2 separate regions of the Homo sapiens genome follow, and region 1 is linked to region 2. Evidence: chromatin loops called from intact Hi-C (ENCODE). Cell type or tissue: spleen. All regions are shown on one strand. Links, peaks and the distances in the headings refer to the core of each region. The heading gives the core; the rest is flanking DNA. Region 1 overlaps TCF3 (transcription factor 3). Region 2 has its middle 20 kb from the start of TCF3.

Evidence for each region. A loop is a pair of places that touch in the nucleus more often than their neighbours do. Peaks named below come from ENCODE experiments on the same cell type or tissue, not always from the same donor. Only the 100,000 strongest peaks of a DNase experiment are listed, where the experiment ranks them.
Region 1: a loop joins it to region 2, with 2.7 times the contacts of the local background. A loop is called at or near these places in 12 of 110 quality-filtered maps.

The regions. Positions count from the first base shown.
Region 1 is chr19:1,620,810-1,628,809 of GRCh38, reverse strand. TCF3 (transcription factor 3) reads left to right here. Exons shown (of 19, transcript NM_003200.5): 6 at 1,384-1,451; 7 at 3,102-3,234; 8 at 4,810-4,859; 9 at 6,395-6,497; 10 at 6,587-6,756; 11 at 6,840-6,972; 12 at 7,619-7,677; 13 at 7,764-7,842. Among named protein-coding and RNA genes, the nearest start is that of UQCR11, 19 kb to the right of the region's middle. RefSeq lists an enhancer at 1,955-2,456. In spleen, for the core only: a CTCF peak has its summit at 4,214 (motif pointing left); a DNase peak (open chromatin) is centred at 4,148; H3K27ac peaks cover 1,591 bases.
Region 2 is chr19:1,666,874-1,677,361 of GRCh38, reverse strand. No RefSeq gene overlaps it. Among named protein-coding and RNA genes, the nearest start is that of TCF3, 20 kb to the right of the region's middle. RefSeq lists enhancers at 4,461-4,988, 7,668-8,418, 9,791-10,291 and silencers at 4,813-5,512, 9,355-9,404. In spleen, for the core only: CTCF peaks have their summits at 4,946 and 5,148; a DNase peak (open chromatin) is centred at 5,230; H3K4me3 peaks cover 2,696 bases; H3K27ac peaks cover 2,434 bases; H3K27me3 peaks cover 7,275 bases.

The DNA.
Region 1 (8,000 bases), core at 1-8,000, 47 kb after region 2:
CCCCGTGAGTTCTGCTGTCCCCTTCCCGCCTCATCCCCTGTGAGCTCTGCTGTCCCCTTCCCGCCTCACCCCCTGTGAGCTCTGCTGTCCCCTTCCCGCCTCATCCCCTGTGAGCTCTGCTGTCCCCTTTCCGCCTCACCCCCTGTGAGCTCTGCTGTCCCCTTCCCGCCTCACCCCGTGAGTTCTGCTGTCCCCTTCCCGCCTCACCCCCTGTGAGCTCTGCTGTCCCCTTCCTGCCCCACCCCCGTGAGCTCTGCTGTCCCCTTCCCGCCTCACCCCCGTGAGCTCTGCTGTCCCCTTCCCGCCTCACCCCCTGTGAGCTCTGCTGTCCCCTTCCCGCCTCATCCCCTGTGAGCTCTGCTGTCCCCTTTCCGCCTCACCCCCTGTGAGCTCTGCTGTCCCCTTCCCGCCTCACCCCGTGAGTTCTGCTGTCCCCTTCCCGCCTCACCCCCTGTGAGCTCTGCTGTCCCCTTCCCGCCTCATCCCCTGTGAGCTCTGCTGTCCCCTTCCCGCCTCACCCCGTGAGCTCTGCTGTCCCCTTCCCGCCTCACCCCCGTGAGCTCTGCTGTCCCCTTCCCGCCTCACCCCCTGTGAGCTCTGCTGTCCCCTTCCCGCCTCACCCCGTGAGCTCTGCTGTCCCCTTCCCGCCTCACCCCGTGAGTTCTGCTGTCCCCTTCCCGCCTCATCCCCTGTGAGCTCTGCTGTCCCCTTCCCGCCTCACCCCCGTGAGCTCTGCTGTCCCCTTCCCGCCTCACCCCCTGTGAGCTCTGCTGTCCCCTTCCCGCCTCACCCCCTGTGAGCTCTGCTGTCCCCTTCCCGCCTCACCCCGTGAGCTCTGCTGTCCCCTTCCCGCCTCATCCCCTGTGAGCTCTGCTGTCCCCTTCCCGCCTCACCCCCTGTGAGCTCTGCTGTCCCCTTCCCGCCTCACCCCCTGTGAGCTCTGCTGTCCCCTTCCCGCCTCACCCCCTGTGAGCTCTGCTGTCCCCTTCCCGCCTCACCCCCTGTGAGCTCTGCTGTCCCCTTCCCACCTCACCCCGTGAGCTCTGCTGTCCCCTTTCCGCCCCACCCCCTGGGCAGGGCTTCTGTGGGCTGCAGATGCTCAGAGTTGGCCCCGAAATCATCGGGGACCCCTTCTTGTCCCCAAGCCTGTCATTGGGCAGGAGATGGGCACACTGAGGGCAGGGCTCTGCGGGAGATGGGCATACTGGGGCCAGGGCTCCCCGAGATGGGCACACTGGGGTCAGGCTCTGCCAGCATCCTGCCGTGGCGCTCTCAGTCGTGTGCACTTACTGAGAGCCTATTGTAGGCACATGGCAGGCACTCGGGGGCCCTCAGGATGTTCCTTGGGGTCGCCTCCCACTAACCTTCCTTCTCCCCTTGCAGGCAAGAGCGGTGAGCGGGGCGCCTATGCCTCCTTCGGGAGAGACGCAGGCGTGGGCGGCCTGACTCAGGTGAGGGGCTCGGGCCGGGCTGGGGTGTATTTTGATTTTAAACAAATCTGTCACCCACCCTCTCTGATCTGCAGAAGCTCTCCTGGCTTAGCTAGGTTATGTTTGCTTCCTGATAGCGAAACCAGGCTGGGCTTGGGCCAGGGTGGGCTGGGTGGGTGTGGACCGGGAGCAGAGGGGAGGTAGGTGAGGACCAGGGAGGCCAAGGCCTGCAGGGCTGCCATGCTTAGCTGGAGGGGCTCGGTTGCCCTCTCCTCTGAGTGGCAGGCAGGAAAACAGGCCATGCAGCAGGGCTTTGCAGGTGTGGACCCCCTGGGGAGCCCATACAACAGGCCCCTGTGCAGCCGAGATCCTCACCCACGCTGGCCCTGGTTGTGAGGCTGGGGGAGGATGTTGGGGGCTGTGACCAGCCACAGGGGTCCCATGCAGCCTCCGGTGCTGGGCACCCCCAGGGTTCCTCCCTCACCCCAGGACTTCATCTCTGTCCCCGCCGTCAGCTCCTAGCTCTCGGTGGGGCTCGGCCTTGTCACAGGTGGGGCCGTCTGTGTGCTCACTGTGCCCAAGCCAGAGCAACAGTAGCCATAGTGATGGAGGGGGCCAGCCGGGTGCCAGGCTCTGCGCCAGGGGCAGATGCGCGTTTCCCTATCAGTCCCCGCAACGAGGGGCCGCGGCCTACGTGCCCATTTTACAGACAGGAATACGCAAGTGCCCGGGCTCCCCATCCGAGAAGCAGAACTAGGGCTCGGGCCCTGCTCTCTGGCGCTCCCGGGTGACTCATCGAGCCCCGCGGTGGCCACACAGGGTGCGGGCTCAGGACAGGCCGGGCCTCGGGAGAAGGCCCTGTCCTGGGCGCTGGGCCACCCCGTGGGGCCACTGGATGATGATAGAACAGATGATTCTTTTTTTTTTTTTTGAGACGGAGTTTCGCTCATGGCCCAGGCTGGAGTTCAATGGCGCAATCTTGGCTCACCGCAACCTCTGTCTCCTGGGTTCAAGCGATTCTCCTGCCTCAGCCTTTTGAGTAGCTGGGATTACAGGCATGTGCCACCATACCCGGCTAATTTTGTATTCTTTGTAGAGACGGAGTTTCTCCATGTTGGTCAGGCTGGTCTTGAACTCCCGACCTCAGGTGATCCGCCCGCCTCAGCCTCCCAAAGTACTGGGATAATAGGTGTGAGCCACCGTGCCCGGCCTTAGAACGGATGAAATGCAGGAGTCAGTTCCGGGACCCGGCTCAGGGCAGCCCTGGCTCCCCAGGAAGAAAGCCCGTTTCACACTAACATGTACAGAATCCAACCGAGGGCTTTACAAAACAAAACCAAAAAGATAGGAAGCAGCCGGGTGCACAGACGCTTAGCCACGCAGCTTTGTACTTTGCGTCTCAGAATCGGGGGAGCAGCCCCTTGGGTTGGCCACACTGGTATCTGTTTCTCAGTCTTTCGTTCTTCGTGAAAACAGCAGTGTGGGATGCGGTCAGTCTCAAGTCAGAAAAACACAGCAGGTGTCACAGAGAAACACCGTGACAGGCAGAAGGGGCATCACCCACTGCAGGGCGGGTCTGAGTGGCTTCGGCCTTTGCAGTTTTTTCTTGAATGGAACAGCCTGGGGTCTGGATGCCAGCTGGGCGCTTTCTGACCATCCGCTCCCCACCAGGCTGGCTTCCTGTCAGGCGAGCTGGCCCTCAACAGCCCCGGGCCCCTGTCCCCTTCGGGCATGAAGGGGACCTCCCAGTACTACCCCTCCTACTCCGGCAGCTCCCGGCGGAGAGCGGCAGACGGCAGCCTAGGTGAGCGGGGTCTGGCCGGGGCATCGGGGGCTTCTGGGAGGGAGCCTGCAAAGGGAGGTAGGAGGCTTCCCGTTAGCTGAGGGCACCAGAGGGAGCAGACCCCGCACCTTCCAGGTCCTGGCTGGACGTCGGGCGCTCGGGCCGTGGGAGGGATGGACGGTGACGGGGGGTCGAGGCAGGGGCCGGCGGGCGTGGCACGTCCAGGGAGAGGTTCCTACGAGCCTCTGGTCCCGAGGTTCCTGCAGCTGACGGGCACGGGCTCTGCCATGTGCTTTCTGTGTCAGATGCCTCATGGGGCTGCATCGTGGCTCCTCTGCACTGAGCCCTGCTGCACACGCGGGCATCCCCCGCGAGGCACGTCACAGCCTCGGGCTCAGGAGCACTGGACGGCGCCTTGAACTACCCGGGGCCCATTCCAGGCAGCACAGTCGCCAGGCATGGCGGCACTCACCTGGGGTCCCAGCTTCTCTGGAGGCCGAGACAGGAGGATCACTTGAGGCCAAAAGTTGCAAACCATTCTGGGCAACATAGGGAGATCCCATCTTTGCGAAAAATTTTAAAAATTAGCTAAGTATGGTGGCACACACCTGTGGTCCCAGCTACTCAGGAGGCTGAGGCAGGAGGATGGTTTGACCCTGGGAGTTCGAGGCTGCAATGAGCTGCGATCGCACCATTGTACTCCAGCCTGAGCAACAGCGCAAGACCCTGCCTGAAAAAAATAAGCGTGAAATCACCCACAAAAAGCACAAAAACGTAAAAGATCGTGGCTCTGAATAGACCAAGGACAGGAGCCCCATGATGCGGGAGGAGGCCTCTGTTCCGCCTTGGCTGGGCACATGCGCCTGGGCCACTCGAACTTTTCCCACTGTGCGCACGTCCGTGAGTGATCAGGAAGGCGCCTGAGTGCTGGTTTCCGGGTTACGGATTTTATCCTGTAGGCGAGTTTGCAAACAGCAGCCCCTAGTGGTGAAGCCTGACTGCGTGGGATAGTCGGGGCCATCTTGGAAGGAGGGTGGGGCCAAGGGGCTTCTCAGCAGAGCCTTGGCTTAGAATCCACCAACTCCTCGTTTTCCAAACTGCGCGTCGCGGGAGAAAACCATCGTGGTTCTTCGACATCTTTGGAGCCGTATAAATAGACCCGGGGCTTTTTGTTGTTGTTGCTGCTGCTGCTGTTGTGTTTTGAGACGGAGTCTTTCTCTGTCCCCAGGCTGGAGTGCAGTGACACGATCTCGGCTCACTGCAGCCTCTGCCTCCCGGGTTCAAGTGATTCTCCTGCCTCGGCCTCCCGAGTAGCTGGAATTATAGGCACCCGCCACCACGCCCGGCTACTTTTTGTATTTTCAGTAGAGACGGGGTTTCACTGTGTTGGCCAGGATGGTCTTGATCTCTTGACCTCGTGATCTGCCTGCCTTGGCCTCCCAAAGTCCTGGTATTACAGGCATGAGGCACCGCACCCAGCCGACCCGAGGTTTTTAATATATGAAACGGGAATTGTGAGGGTCTCTCCTCCAGGGTGTAGGGCAGGGGTTGTTCTCATGGCCGGTGGCCGGTTCTCACCCCTTTTGCTTCTAACAGACACGCAGCCCAAGAAGGTCCGGAAGGTCCCGCCGGGTCTTCCATCCTCGGTGAGTCGCACGAGGGAGAAGGGACCCCACAGCTCGTCAGTGGCAGTGCCAGGCCCTGTGTCCTGGCGAAGCTTGGGAACACACATGGCGGGGTGGGCCCTGAGTGGACAGGCCCCCTGTGATTTCTGAGCCAAGATCTGAGCTCTGACCCGAGGCCGCCTCCAAGGGAAGGCGGGGAAGTCCTTCCCTAGGTCCAGCCTCTGTCTGTCTTGTTTTGAGAGAAAGGCAGTCCTGGTGGCTGAGGCCCCTTTAGAAAGGGCACAATTGTGCTGGGTGTGGTGGCTCATGCCTGTCATCCCAGCGCTTTGGGAGGCCGAGGTGGGTGGATCACCTGAGGTCAGGAGTTCTAGATCAGCCTAGTCAACATGGTGAAACCCCATCTCTACTAAAAATACAAAAATCAGCCGGGCGTGGTGGTGCGTGCCTGTAATCCCAGCTACTTGGGAGGCTGAGGCAGAAGAATCGTTTGAACCCAGGAGGCGGAGGTTGCAGTGAGCCAAGATCATGCCGCTGCCCTCCAGCCTGAGCAACAGAGTGAGACTCTGTCTCAAAAAAAAAAAAAAAAAAAGCGGGGGGTGCCGCAATTGGGGCTCCCTGTTACATCCTCACAGCTTCAGGCTGCCCCGCATCCCTGCCTCCCTACCAGGCCTCGCAGATGGTCCAGGCTGCTGTGCCACACTCCTGCGGTCTCATCTCGCTGGAGGGAGAGGGAATTTGCCGATTCCCTGGCTCAGTAGCCACCAACCACCCTCTGCCCAGTGCCTGTGCTGGCCCCAAGAGCCCTGGGCATACATCTCCTCACCCCTCCAGCCGACCAGCTCCCCACAGGCCTGGGTTCGGGGTTAGAGTCAGGTTGACTTCCCAGGCCAAAGGCGTGGTCAGGCTCTGCTCCCAACAGTATCACTCACTCCCCTCCTTCCCCAGGGTGCACTTTCTCTGCCCTGAAACCGCCCCCCAGTTTATTACAACATCAGGCCCACCCAGCATACTTCCCGCTCCAGCACAGCAGCAGACGTTACCAACAGGCCCCAGCCCCACAGTCCAGGCAGTGCCAACCAGTCAGAGCTGGCGCTACTCACAGACCCCTCTTCCTGTTACTTTAGTGAAGGACGAATGTTGCTCTGGGACCAAGGGAAGCTCAGCACTGGAAGATTGATTCCAGCTGGGGAACAAGGGAGAAGGATGGGATGGGGTGTTGGAGCTGGGGTTTTGATGGGTCGATAGGAGTTTTCTGGATTAAGGAGGAAAAAGGTTTAGTAGGCAGAGCCAGATCCAAGTCCTCAAGTACAAAGGTCAGAAGTTCAGGGAGGCGGGAGGTGGGGGCTGGAAAAGGAGTAGGAGAGAGAGACCAGGACATCATAAGAACCTCAAACTTGGCCAGGGGCTGGGATTTACCTAAAGGGGGGTGGCTTTACAGGGAAGGGAAACGGGGTGGTAGATGTGCTACCAGGAGGGGACAGGAGGCCGGCAAGGTGCATGGGCTGATCGTGGTCCCTCCGTCCTGACTGCACCCCCCACCGCCCACCCGCCCGCAGGTGTACCCACCCAGCTCAGGTGAGGACTACGGCAGGGATGCCACCGCCTACCCGTCCGCCAAGACCCCCAGCAGCACCTATCCCGCCCCCTTCTACGTGGCAGGTACATGGCAGGGCGGGGGCTCGCCAGGGACGGTAGGGCAGGGCTGGGGTTCCCCACTCGGCCCCCACCTTACCAGCTCCCCTCCACAGATGGCAGCCTGCACCCCTCAGCCGAGCTCTGGAGTCCCCCGGGCCAGGCGGGCTTCGGGCCCATGCTGGGTGGGGGCTCATCCCCGCTGCCCCTCCCGCCCGGTAGCGGCCCGGTGGGCAGCAGTGGAAGCAGCAGCACGTTTGGTGGCCTGCACCAGCACGAGCGTATGGTAGGACCCAGGGCAGGGGGCAGGGGGTGGGCGGAGGGTGGCAGTGCCCATCTAACCCACCCTCCTCCTGCCTGACCCCCCAGGGCTACCAGCTGCATGGAGCAGAGGTGAACGGTGGGCTCCCATCTGCATCCTCCTTCTCCTCAGCCCCCGGAGCCACGTACGGCGGCGTCTCCAGCCACACGCCGCCTGTCAGCGGGGCCGACAGCCTCCTGGGTATGGCCCCTCCCTGGGATGCGGCCTCTCCGAGGGGACACTGGGCTCCAGGCAGGGTCTGGGTGGGGGGTGGCGAGGACTCCACGGGAGGCGCAGGCGCGTCTGCTGGCCCTGAGAGCGGGTTGTTGTCAGTTCTCATTGTCCGCTGTCTGCAGGGCCTGCCACGTGCGTTGGGCTTGGGATGTCTGGAAACAGATCTTTGAGGAGCGGCTTTCCCGCCTTACAGCTGGGAAAGAGGCTCAGAGAGGGACTCACCCACCCAGGGTCAGAGAGGGACTCACCCACCCAGGGTCAGAGAGGGACTCACCCACCCAGGCCCAGAGAGGGACTCACCCACCCAGGCCCAGAGAGGGACTCAGTTACCCAGGCCCAGAGAGGGACTCACCCATCCAGGCCCAGAGGGGGACTCACCCACCCAGGCCCAGAAGGGGACTCACCCACCCAGGGTCCCCTGCCAGTGGCCTGTCCCCAGTGCCTCAACCCCTGCAGAGGCTGGTTTCAGGGGGTCAGACAGAAACCGGACCCGAGTCAGGCTGCTCTCCCTGGCGCAGCAGTGTCTGTGCAGGACGGCAGAACGCAGGAGAGCTTGCCGTCGGCGGCAGCACCCAGGCCGGGCTGCGTGGGCCTCACCTCTCTTCACCCACAGGCTCCCGAGGGACCACAGCTGGCAGCTCCGGGGATGCCCTCGGCAAAGCACTGGCCTCGGTGAGGCGTGGGGCATGGGGGGTGGCCAGGCAAGTGACCTGAGAGGCCGGCCCCTGACCGCCCATCTCTCCTGGTCCTCCTCGCAGATCTACTCCCCGGATCACTCAAGCAATAACTTCTCGTCCAGCCCTTCTACCCCCGTGGGCTCCCCCCAGGGCCTGGCAGGTCTGTGAGGGTTTTGGGGGGAGGGGAGGCTGAGGTCTGTGAGGGTTTGGGGGGAGGGGAGGCTGAGGTCTGTGAAGGCTTTGCGGGGGAGGGGAGGCTGGTTCTGGTGTCTGCACCTTGCTGGGATAGGCAGGCAGCGGGGAGGGAGCAGATGGCCC
Region 2 (10,488 bases), core at 1,256-9,255:
AGTTGGGTCTGGGTTTACAATCTCATCTTCTGGGCTCTGCGGCCTCAGACAAGGCCCTCCACCCCCCAGATCCTCAGTTTCCCCCTCTGTAGACTAGGCCAGTCATATTTCCTGCCTCACAGGCTGCTGAGAGGATGAAGAAGGTAGTTGGGGCATACAGTCGGTGCTCCATAATGTTAGGAACGATGGAAGGATAGAGGTTTTCAGGGACGATGGGGCAGGAAGGGTCATTGAGACCCAAGTGAAGTCCAGTCTAAGTGGTTTGTATTTACTGCTATTGCAAAATACTGTCATTTGGTCAATCAACAAACGTTGACTGTGGGACCACTGGACTGGGTCTCTGGGGGTGCATCAGGGTGAATGTGGGTGGGCATTGGAACCAGCTCCTACTGTGCCACAATTGGCAGGGGGACGGTTCAGGGCCTGGCACACAGCAGGTGTTCAACGAATGCGTGCTTGCCCACCCTCCAGCCCCCCGTGGGCATGGGGTCACATGTGGGAGCAAACGACCGCGGAGTGGAAGGGAAGCTGGTCCTGTCCACTGCCCACCAGCCCCCGACTCAAGCTCATGGGCCCGGGGCCTTTCTGCTGAGGCGTCAGAAGTTGGTGGTGGAAGGGCCTCCTCCTGCCCCCACCCATCCGCTGGCCCATCCTTTCCTCCCACACTCAAGGGTTCATCTGCTTCAGCTCAGGCACCTACCAGAGGCCTTGGCGGATGCAGAAGGGGTCACAGTGGATGGAGGGGCTGGTCCCCAACTCCCCCCACAACCCATCCCTTCCCTTCCTTCTACGGTGACCCTACTAGGGAGGCTCCCAGGAGCGAGCCGGGGGCCCGCCTGTCCCGGTTCGGCCCCTCTGGCTTGTTTGAGCTCCGGCCTCAGTTTCCCCATCTGTATAATGGGACCAGGGCCTCTGCCACTCTAAGTGTTGGGGTGAGGATCTGAGACAACGCACATAAAGGCTTGGTGGCACGGCAGGAGCGAGTCAGGAGCACGGATATTCATTATCACCATCATCATCATCCGCGACTCTATTTTTATGCGAAACGCTAATCGGATTAATAGGCCCCGCGCATGCGCGGCACACACTAGGCGCTCAATAAATGCAGCTGAACAAATAAACCCGTCTTCCTGGGTATGCGGCCTCGCAGAAAGGCGCACCCCTCTCTGCGCCTCAATTTCCAAACCCAAAACACAAAATGGGGGCCCCAGTTACCCATCCCCCGTTCCCGGGAGCGCTGGGCCGCGCCGCACCGGGACGCCCCCCCCACCGGGAACGAGCCCCCTCCCAGGCCCCTGGCCCAGCGCCCTTCGGGGAACCGTTTACAAGAAGCGGCGCGCTTCCCCCGCGCGGCCCCCGCCAGGCTGCCGTTCCCAGCCGGGATAATCTAATCGCGTTTCCAAGGCTGCGATCGATAACCCCGAGGCGGCGCCAAAACGAGGCTCTTAAAGGGCCAGCAGCCCCGCCCGGGCCGGCGGGGAGGGGGCCGTGAGGTGGGGACAGGCTTTGCGCGTCTGCGCCCCCCGGCCGGCCCCCACCTCCAGGCTGTGTGGCCCTAGGCAGGCAGCCTGACCTCTCTGAGCTGCAGTGCCGCAGCCGGAAAACGAGGTCCCCGGAGGCCAAGGGCAAATCTATTCCCTATCTGCGTCTTCCCCCATTGCCCGGATGGGGAAACTGAGGCTTGGGAAAGGAAGAGAGCAGCCTGAGCTAGGTTCTGCAGGCGATCCCACCCTCTCCCGCCTCTGGCCCCCCAAGACCCTGCCGCCCCTCCTGCCCCAGAATCCATACAAACGTCTTCAGCATGCCAGTCCTCCCGGGCCGGCTCACCGACCTGCCGCGGGACGCCTGGTGGCCCCACCCGGGCTGTGCCGCCCCGAGGAGGTGTCCCCAGCGCCCCACCGAGGAGGGGGGGCCAGCTTCTCCCGTGTGCTTGGAGGGTCCTCTCCCTGCCTAGCCTGCCCACCTGTTCCCCAAAGGGAAAAACCTCAGGGCACCTTCTTCCTTCTGCCCTGGTGACTGGAATGCGGAGCTGCCCAGAGAGACAAAGATGGAAGCTTCCAGAAATGGCAATGGTGGAATCTTCTAGAAGCAGCAGTGGTGGACTGCCCAGGAGCTATAGTGGTGACCTTTATTTATTTATTTATTTACTTATTTATTTTGAGACGGAGTCTCGCTCTGTCGCCCAGGCTGGAGTGCAGTGGCGCCATCTCGGCTCACTGCAAGCCCCGCCTCCCGGGTTCACGCCATTCTCCTGCCTCAGCCTCCCTAGTAGCTGGGACTACAGGCGCCCGCCACCACGCCCGGCTAATGTTTTTTGTATTTTTAGTAGAGACGGGGTTTCACCGTGGTCTCGATCTCCTGACCTCGTGATCCGCCCGCCTCGGCCTCCCAAAGTGCTGGGATTACAAGCGTGAGCCACCGCGCCCGGCCAGTAATAGTGACTTCTTTTCTGGTTGGTCCCCAGCCCTGACCACTGCCTGGCCCAGCGGCCTGAGGCCAGTGTCTTCGGGGCGTGTAAATTGGGATGAGGGCAGCGTTGTCCTTTCTCACCGTCAGCCCAGGGACTGTGTCTCCCACGCACTGGGCTCTCCAAAGGACTGTCCTGGACTGGACCCGGAGTCCAGACATCAGAGAGGCTGTGCCTCAAGGGAAACTGAGGCCCAGGGAGGGTCACACGCAGTGTGTGGCCCAGGGCTCGCCGGACCTTTGGCCCTGCTGACCCTCTCAACAGGGACCGGCTCACCCTATCTGAGTCCTGCCACCCCTGCTCCAGCCAAAGGACCCCCCCTGTCCTACACACACTGGGTCCCTCCCGGGAAGCCAGGCCTGACCCCACTTCCTTGTCACCTTCCGGGTCCGGGGTCGGGGCTGCAGGGGTGAGAGGAGATTGATCCAGCAGACGACCTTGTGGCCACTGTTGCCAAGGAGATGGCCCTTGGGGGCTGTGTGGGTGGCCAGGGCCAGGGAGTGACAGAGGGACAGAGGGAGGGAGGGATGAAGGAAAGGAGGGAGGGACAGAGGGGAGGGAGAGACAGAGAGGGAGGGAGGGAGGGAGGGAGGCACCAGCAGTGGGTACGGTCCTCACATCAGAGCCTCCTGGGCAGCTGGTTGGCTATGTTGACACAGCCTGGGAACCAGCATTCACCCCTCCCTGGCGGTCTGCCATTGACTAACCGCCATTGGGCTCCTGTCTACAGGCTTGGCTTGGAAATGAGACGCAGCTGCCACCACCCAAGTTCACCCAGGAGGGCTGGGAGCCTGGGAGCTGGCACCTGGTCTGCTCTCCAAGGTAGCTTCTGGTCCATTCACCCCCAGGACTGGGGTAGGTATCCTAGAAGTGGGGCCCATGTTCCAGGGCCCCACAGGATGAATAGGAGTTTGCCAGGTGGAGAGGGAACGGTAAAGAGGAGGGAGGCGGCCCGCTCATCCAGCCCCACCACTGGAGAGGAAGGGGTGAGTGAGTGTCAGGAGGGTCTCTGCTTGGCAGGCTCTGTGACAGGGGAACCTCTGGCTGAGGCCAGCTGGTGACTGCTGGGTTTGTGGGAGCTGAGCATGGATTTCCCATAGCGACGGGAGCTGCTGGGCCCGGCTGAAGGACGGTTAGGCTTCTGACCTGGTTACCGCGTGCCGGCTGGATACCAGAGATCAGGGTGCAGCCGTGGACCCCAGACACGGCCCTGCCTCCTAAGAGCTCTGCATCTCTTGGGGGCACAGGCAGCAGCTGGGGCTGACTGGGGACCGGACCCAGAAGCCACCACAGCAGGAAGAGGGTGCGGGTGCAGGAGGCTGCAGCCACTGAAGTGGGGGAGATCGAGTGGAGAGCTGGGGGTTGGGGCAGACCAGGGAGAGGCTGACTGGGGGCGACCTGGACCCTTTGGCTGCAGGGATCGGCTCACAGGGCCAGGGGGTTTGGGGCAGTGGAGCTGTGGGAGGGCCCTGGGGTATGTGGGGCCTGACTCAGGGGTGTCCTGTAGGACCCAGTCCATAAGGGGCCATTGCACTCAGGGACGCCAGCATGGGCTGTGGCTGTGAGTGCGCCCACATGCACACACACAAACATGCGCAAGCACACCAGAACACGCAAACACACGCGTTTACCAGGACACACATGTGCAGATACAGCAGGCCGCACATGAGAAGGTGTATGTGTGAACCTTCCTGGCACATACGTGCCCATGCGTGCACATGTATAAACGGGACTGACCATGTACAAACACACCTGAGCTCGTGGCAACGAGCGAACATGTCACAGCCTCTGTGTGCACCCACACGGACATGCCAGCACACGCATGCAAACCTGTGTATAGGAGTGAGCACACATGCTAGAATGCACACGAGCATGCGAGAACACGCATAAGCATGCCCCGTATACATCACGTGTGGCACACCTGAATCTACGTGAACACTGTTCATTCAGAAACACACCAACCACACAGGACCACGTGTGCCTCGGGTCAAAATGCCTGAGCCGGCCAGGCGCGGTGGCTCATGCCTGTCATCCCAGCACCTTGGGAGGCCGAGGTGGGCGGATGACAAGGTCAGGAGTTGGGGACCAGCCTGACCAACATGGTGAAACCCTAGCTCTACTAAAAATACAAAAATTAGCTGGGCGTGGTGGCACGTGCCTGTAGTCCCAGCTACTCTGGAGGCTGAGGCAGGAGAATCGTTTGAACCAGGGAGGTGGAGGTTGCCGTGAGCCGAGATCGCGCCACTGCACCCCAGCCTGAGTGACAGAGCGAGACTCCGTCTCAAAAAAATAAAAATAAAATAAAAATTAAAAAAAGCCCGAGCCGCGAGGCACTGGGGTAGCCGCGGATGCACGTGTGAGCGCGCACGTGGGGAGCGCCCGCGGGTTTCTGGGCTGCGGGCGCGCCCTGGTGGACGCCAGACCCGCTGCAGCTCTGTCCCTGGAAGGGGGTCCCAGTCCCACCTCCCTCGGTCTGGGCGTCACGCAGGGGTAAGAAGGGGACGGGACGGGGACAACACCAGAAGACCCAGGGAAGGCAGCCCGCAGGACCCCCATCATCCAGCTCCCTCCATTCTTCCCATGACGCGCCCGAGTTTGGGGGAGTCTGGCGAAGCTCCGTGTCCCCCACCCCTGGCGTCCCGAGCGGGGGCCGCGGCTTTCCTGAGCCCACCTCCCCCAGCGCAGGGTGGGCTCCGTGGGGTGGGGGCCCCGACGCCCGGGGAGGACCCGCGGCCTTGCCCCATTGGCCACCAGGTGGCAGCACGCGCGCCCGACTGAACCCCAGGACCAGCGAGGCCCCCGCGCCCCACCCCATGCACCCCCGGACCACAGGGAGGGGAGGGGTCTGGGGAGGACCCCGGGGGGCCGTGAGCACCAGCCTCGCCGCTCTATGCCTCGGTTTCCCCACCTCCCAGGGAGAGGGAGAATAACTGAACACACAGGCGTGGTGAAGTCACCAGGAGGGCTTCCCTGGGGAGGTGGGGTTGAAGGAAAAGGCACCAATGGTGAAGAAGAGCAGGCCGGGTACGGGACGCGGCAGGTGCAGAGGGCCGGGGGAGGGCGCGGTGGGGGCGAAGGGAACTGAGTCCTGAGCCTGGGCGGGATTGTGGGGTGGGGTTTGGAGGCAAAGGTCCCAGGTTTCCGATCTGAGCGCAGGAGGTGAGGACAAGGGCAGGATTTAGGGTCTACCTAGGACAGAGAATACAAAGGTTTGTTTTGATTTTTTTTTAAAGTGATATTCTTGGCCGGTAAATATTCTTACTATCCTCAGCCTCGATGGGTAAAATCCAAAGGTTTTAAGATACTCGGAACTTGAATTCACAGCTTTCCAAATATGGGATTCTCAGGATGGAGCCAATTGGAGAAAATTCCAGAATCCCAGTTCCCCTGGCCAATGCCAGCGTTGATGCCCAAATGCAAGAGTGGCAAAGACAGGGCGTGATGGCTCACACTTGTAATCCCAGCACTTTAGGTGGCTGAGGCAGAAGGCTCATTTAAGCCCAGGAGTTCGAGACCAGCCTGAGAAACATAGCAAGACCCCTGTCCTACAAAAATGTATTTATTTATTTATTTTTGAGACGGAGTTTCACTCTGTCGCCCAGACTGGAGTGCAGTAGCGATCTTGGCTCACTGCAACCTCTGCTTCCTGGGTTCAAGCGATTCTCCCTGCCTCAGCCTCCCGAGTAGCTGGGATTACACGCACGTGCCACCATGCCCAGCTAATTTTTGTATTTTTAGTAGAGAAGGGGTTCCCCTATGTTGGTCAGGCTGGTCTCCAACTCCTGATCTCAAGTGACCCACCAGCCTCTGCCTCCCGAAGTGCTGGGATTACAGGCGTGAGCCACGGCACCCAAACTCAAAATTTTAAATAATTAGGCTAGTGTGGTGGTACACGCCTGTGGTCCGAGCCACGTGGGAGGTGGGAGGATCACTTGAGCCAGGAGGTGGAGGCTGCAGTGAGCTATGATTGCACCACCGCACTCCAGCTTGGGTAACAGAGCAAGATCCTGCCTCAAAAGAGAAGAAAAAGAGTGGGCCGGGCGCGGTGGCTCATGCCTGTAATCCCAGCATTTTGGGAGGCCGAGGTGGGCGGATCTCCTGAGGTCGGGAGTTCGAGACCAGCCTTGCCAACATGGTGAAACTACTAAAAATACAAAAAGTTAGCCGGGCATGGGCCGGGCGCGGTGGCTCACACCTATAATCCCAGCACTTTGGGAGGCCGAGGCAGGCGGATCGCCTGAGGTCAGGAGTTCGAGACCATCCTGGCTAACAAGGTGAAACTCCGTCTCTACTAAAAAAAAATTCAAAAAATTAGCCAGGCATAGTGGTGGGCGCCTGTAGTCCCAGCTACTCGCAAGGCTGAGGCAGGAGAATGGCGTGAACCCGGGAGGCAGAGCTTGCAGTGAGCTGAGATCGCGCCACTGCACTCCAACCTGGGCGACTGAGCAAAACTCCGTCTCAAAAAACAAACAAACAAAAATTAGCTGGGCATAGTGGCGCACACCTGTAATCCCAGCTACTCGGGAGGCTGAGGCAGGAGAATCACTTGAACCCGGGAGGCGGAGGTTGCAGTGAGCCAAGATTGTGCCACTGCACTCCAGCTTGGGCAACAAGAGCGAAAGAAAGAAAGAAAGAGAGAGAGAGAGAGAGAGAGACGAGGGAGGGAAGGGAGGGAAGGAAGGGAAGGAAAGGAACGAAAGAGAGAGAGAGAGGGGAGGGAGGGAAGGGAGGGAAGGAAGGGAAGGAAGAGAAGGAAAGGAAGGAAAGGAAAGGGGGGGGAAGGGAGGGAAGGAAGGGAAGGAAAGGAAGGAAAGGAAAGAGAGAGAGAGGGGAGGGAGGGAAGGAAGGGAAGAAAAGAAAGAGAGAGAGAGAAGGGGGAGGGAGGGAAGGGAAGGAAGGGAAGGAGAGAGAGAGAGAGAAGCGAGGGAAGGGAGGGAAGGAAGGGAAGGAAGGGAAGGAAAGGAAAGAGAGAGAGAGAGAGGGGAGGGAGGGAAGGAAGGGGAGGAAAGGAAGGAAAGGAAAGGAAAGAGAGAGAGAGAGAGGGGAGGGAGGGAAGGAAAGGAAGGAAAGGAAAGAGAGAGAGAGCGAGAGAGAGAGAGAGGAGAGAGGGGAGGGAGGGAAGGAAAGGAAGGAAAGGAAAGAAAGGAAAGAAAGAGAGAGAGAGAGAGAGGAGAGAGAGGAGAGAGAGGGGAGGGAGGGGAGGGAGGGAAGGAAGGGAAGGAAAGGAAAGAAAGGAAAGAGAGAGAGGGGAGGGAGGGAAGGGAGGGAAGGAAGGGAAGGAAAGAAAGGAAAGAGAGAGCGAGAGAGAGAGAGCGAGAGAGAGAGAGAGAGAGAGAGAGAGAGAGAGAGAGAGAGGAGGGAGGGGAGGGAGGGAAGGGAAGGAAAGAAAGATAGAGTGGCAGAGACTCTGTGATTCCTGTGAGCCCCAGAGGCAGGGACCCCATAATCCCCAAGGGTCCCTGCAGCTCCCAGAGGCAGGGGCCGCTCCCAGGGCAGAGACCCTGTAACCTGTAACCTGAGGGCCAGCACCCCCCAGGCCAGGTGAGGAAGGCCCCGGTCCTCACCCCCTCACCGCCTCCGTAGTTTCAGAGCTACTGCACCTTTAAAATCATGTGCCAAAATTAGCAGCTCTGCTGTCATTAATATGCAAAAATGCAAATCAGGAACTGATTAAGCCCCAGCCCCAGAGGATGTTTCTACAGTGATGAATTCTATTGTCTGCGAGGGTGGTGGGTGGATGTGCTGGCGAGGGGGGATCAGGGGTGTAGATCCCGGAAGGGAGGGTCCTTGGGGGGAGTCCCAGCTCCGCCCCCCTAGTGCACACACAGCCCCTCCCAGCTGCCCTCCCCAGGACCAGTGGGTACGGGCAACTGGGCCAGGTTCCCTGTGTGACGGGGGAGTGTGGCTGGGGGTGGCCCGGGGAGGGACTCTCAGGGCCCTCACCCTGCCTGCTCCTAACCCGGGGAGGGACTCTCAGGGCCCTCACCCTGCCTGCTCCTCCACCCGGGATTCCCCTGGCCTCTGCCTGCAGAGTTTCAAATGCCTGTAAGGCGATTCCTTCGAAATTCTCCTTCCCCATCTGGCTGGGAGCCCCGACGGGCTGAGACCTCTGCCCTGTGGTTCCCCAGAGCACCGCTCTGAGAGGGCTCTGCAAACACCCTGCATGTGGGGAAATGCAGGCTCACAGGGGGAGCGATGCGCACAGGGTCCCCAGCCCGTGAGAGGGTCCTGGGCTCCTCCCGGTGGGTAGAGACCTTCATGCCAGCACAGAGGTGCTGGCTGACGCAGGGGTGCAGGCAGCAGGGAGTGGGGTGGAGCGGGAGGTCTGGAAGAGAGGGTGCAGCAGTGTAACCAGCCCCTGTCCGGGCCAGTCAGGGGAGTCCCCAGTGTGAAGGGGAAGGAGAGAGAGGCAGAGACAGAGGGAGACAGAGAGGCAGAGAGAGACAGAGAAAAAGACAAGAGATAGGAACAGAAAGAGAAGGAGACAGAGAAGCAGAGAAGGAGACAGAGAAGAACAGAAACAGACAAAGAGACAGAGAGATAGAGATACAGAGAGGCAGAGAGAGAGACAGGCAGAGAAACAGAGAGACAGAGAGGCAGAGAGACAGGCAGAGAGAGACAGAAAGAGATAAAGAGAAACAGAGAGACAACGAGAGAGATGGAGACAGAGAGAGATGGAGACACACACAGACACAGAGAGACTGACAGAGACAGAGGGACAGAAAGAGATACGCAGAGACAGAAAGAAACAGAGACAGAGACAAAAAGACAGACAGAGATGGGGAAGAGAAAGAGACAGAGACAGGGAGGCTGACACAGAGAGAGCACAGAGAAAGAAGACAGAGAGAAACAGACAGAAAGAGACAGAGACAGAGAGACAAAGACAGAGATGGAGACCAACCGAGAAAGGCTGAGGGGGACTCAGAAGGGGACCCAGAGGCAGCGTGAGCCGACCCAGCGCCCTCCCTCTGCACAGGCTCCAGCTGGCCTGGGGCCAGCCACCAGCTGCTGCCTCCCGCCCACCCTCCCCCACTGCCAGAGCCCCAGCTGCCACCGCCACACACACGGCCACCCTTTGGCGGCCCCACCAGCTGCCCCGGGACCCCACGGCGCCCTGGGCCAGGAGGAAATACCTTCGCCTGGGCCGGGGCTCCCAGATGCCTGTCAGGCCGCCCTCTTCGGAGCCTCAGTTTCCTCACCTGTAAGATGGGGAACCCCCCAACTTAGCCTGTGCATTTATGGAGCACCTACTGTGTGTCAGGCCCCAGATGGATGCTGGAGGTGTGGGGCGGCCAGGCTGGGCCCGGGGCTCCCCTTACAGAGCCAGGCAAGCCCCACAGGCGCAAGGGGGAGAAACAGGGGCCTGAGAGTGGGAGGAACGATAAACTGATGATACACCGGCAAAGGGGCCTGAGAGTGGGGAGGAACGGCTCCCGGCCGAGGGACATCCTGGGCACAGACCCTGAGGTCACAGGGAGAAAACGGTGTCCAAGCAGCAGCGAGGAGGTGGCCAGCGCAGCTGGAGGGAGGTGGGCAGAGGGGGCTCGGGAGGCCGGACATGGAGGGCAGTGGAGTCCTCCGAGACAAAATAAAGCTCAGGGTCGGCCGGGCACGGCGGCTCACGCCTGTAATCCCAGCACTTTGGGAGGCCGAGGCGAGCAGATCACGAGGTCAGGAGATCGAGACCATCCTGGCTAACATGGTGAAACCCCATCTCTACTAAAAATACAAAAAATTAGCCAGGCGTGGTGTCAGGCGCCTGTAGTCCCAGCTACTCGGGAGGCTGAGGCAGGAGAATGGCATGAACCCGGGAGGCGGAGCTTGCAGTGAGCTAAGATGGCACCGCTGCACTCCAGCCTGGGCGACAGAGCGAGACTCCGTCTCAAAAAAAAAAAAAAAAAAAAAGTTCAGGGTCAGCCAGGCCAGGGCGTTCCCACCTGGGATCCCAGTGCTGTGGGAGACTGAAGTGGAGGATTCCTTGAGGCCAGGAGTTTGAGACCAGCCTGGGCAACACAGCAAGA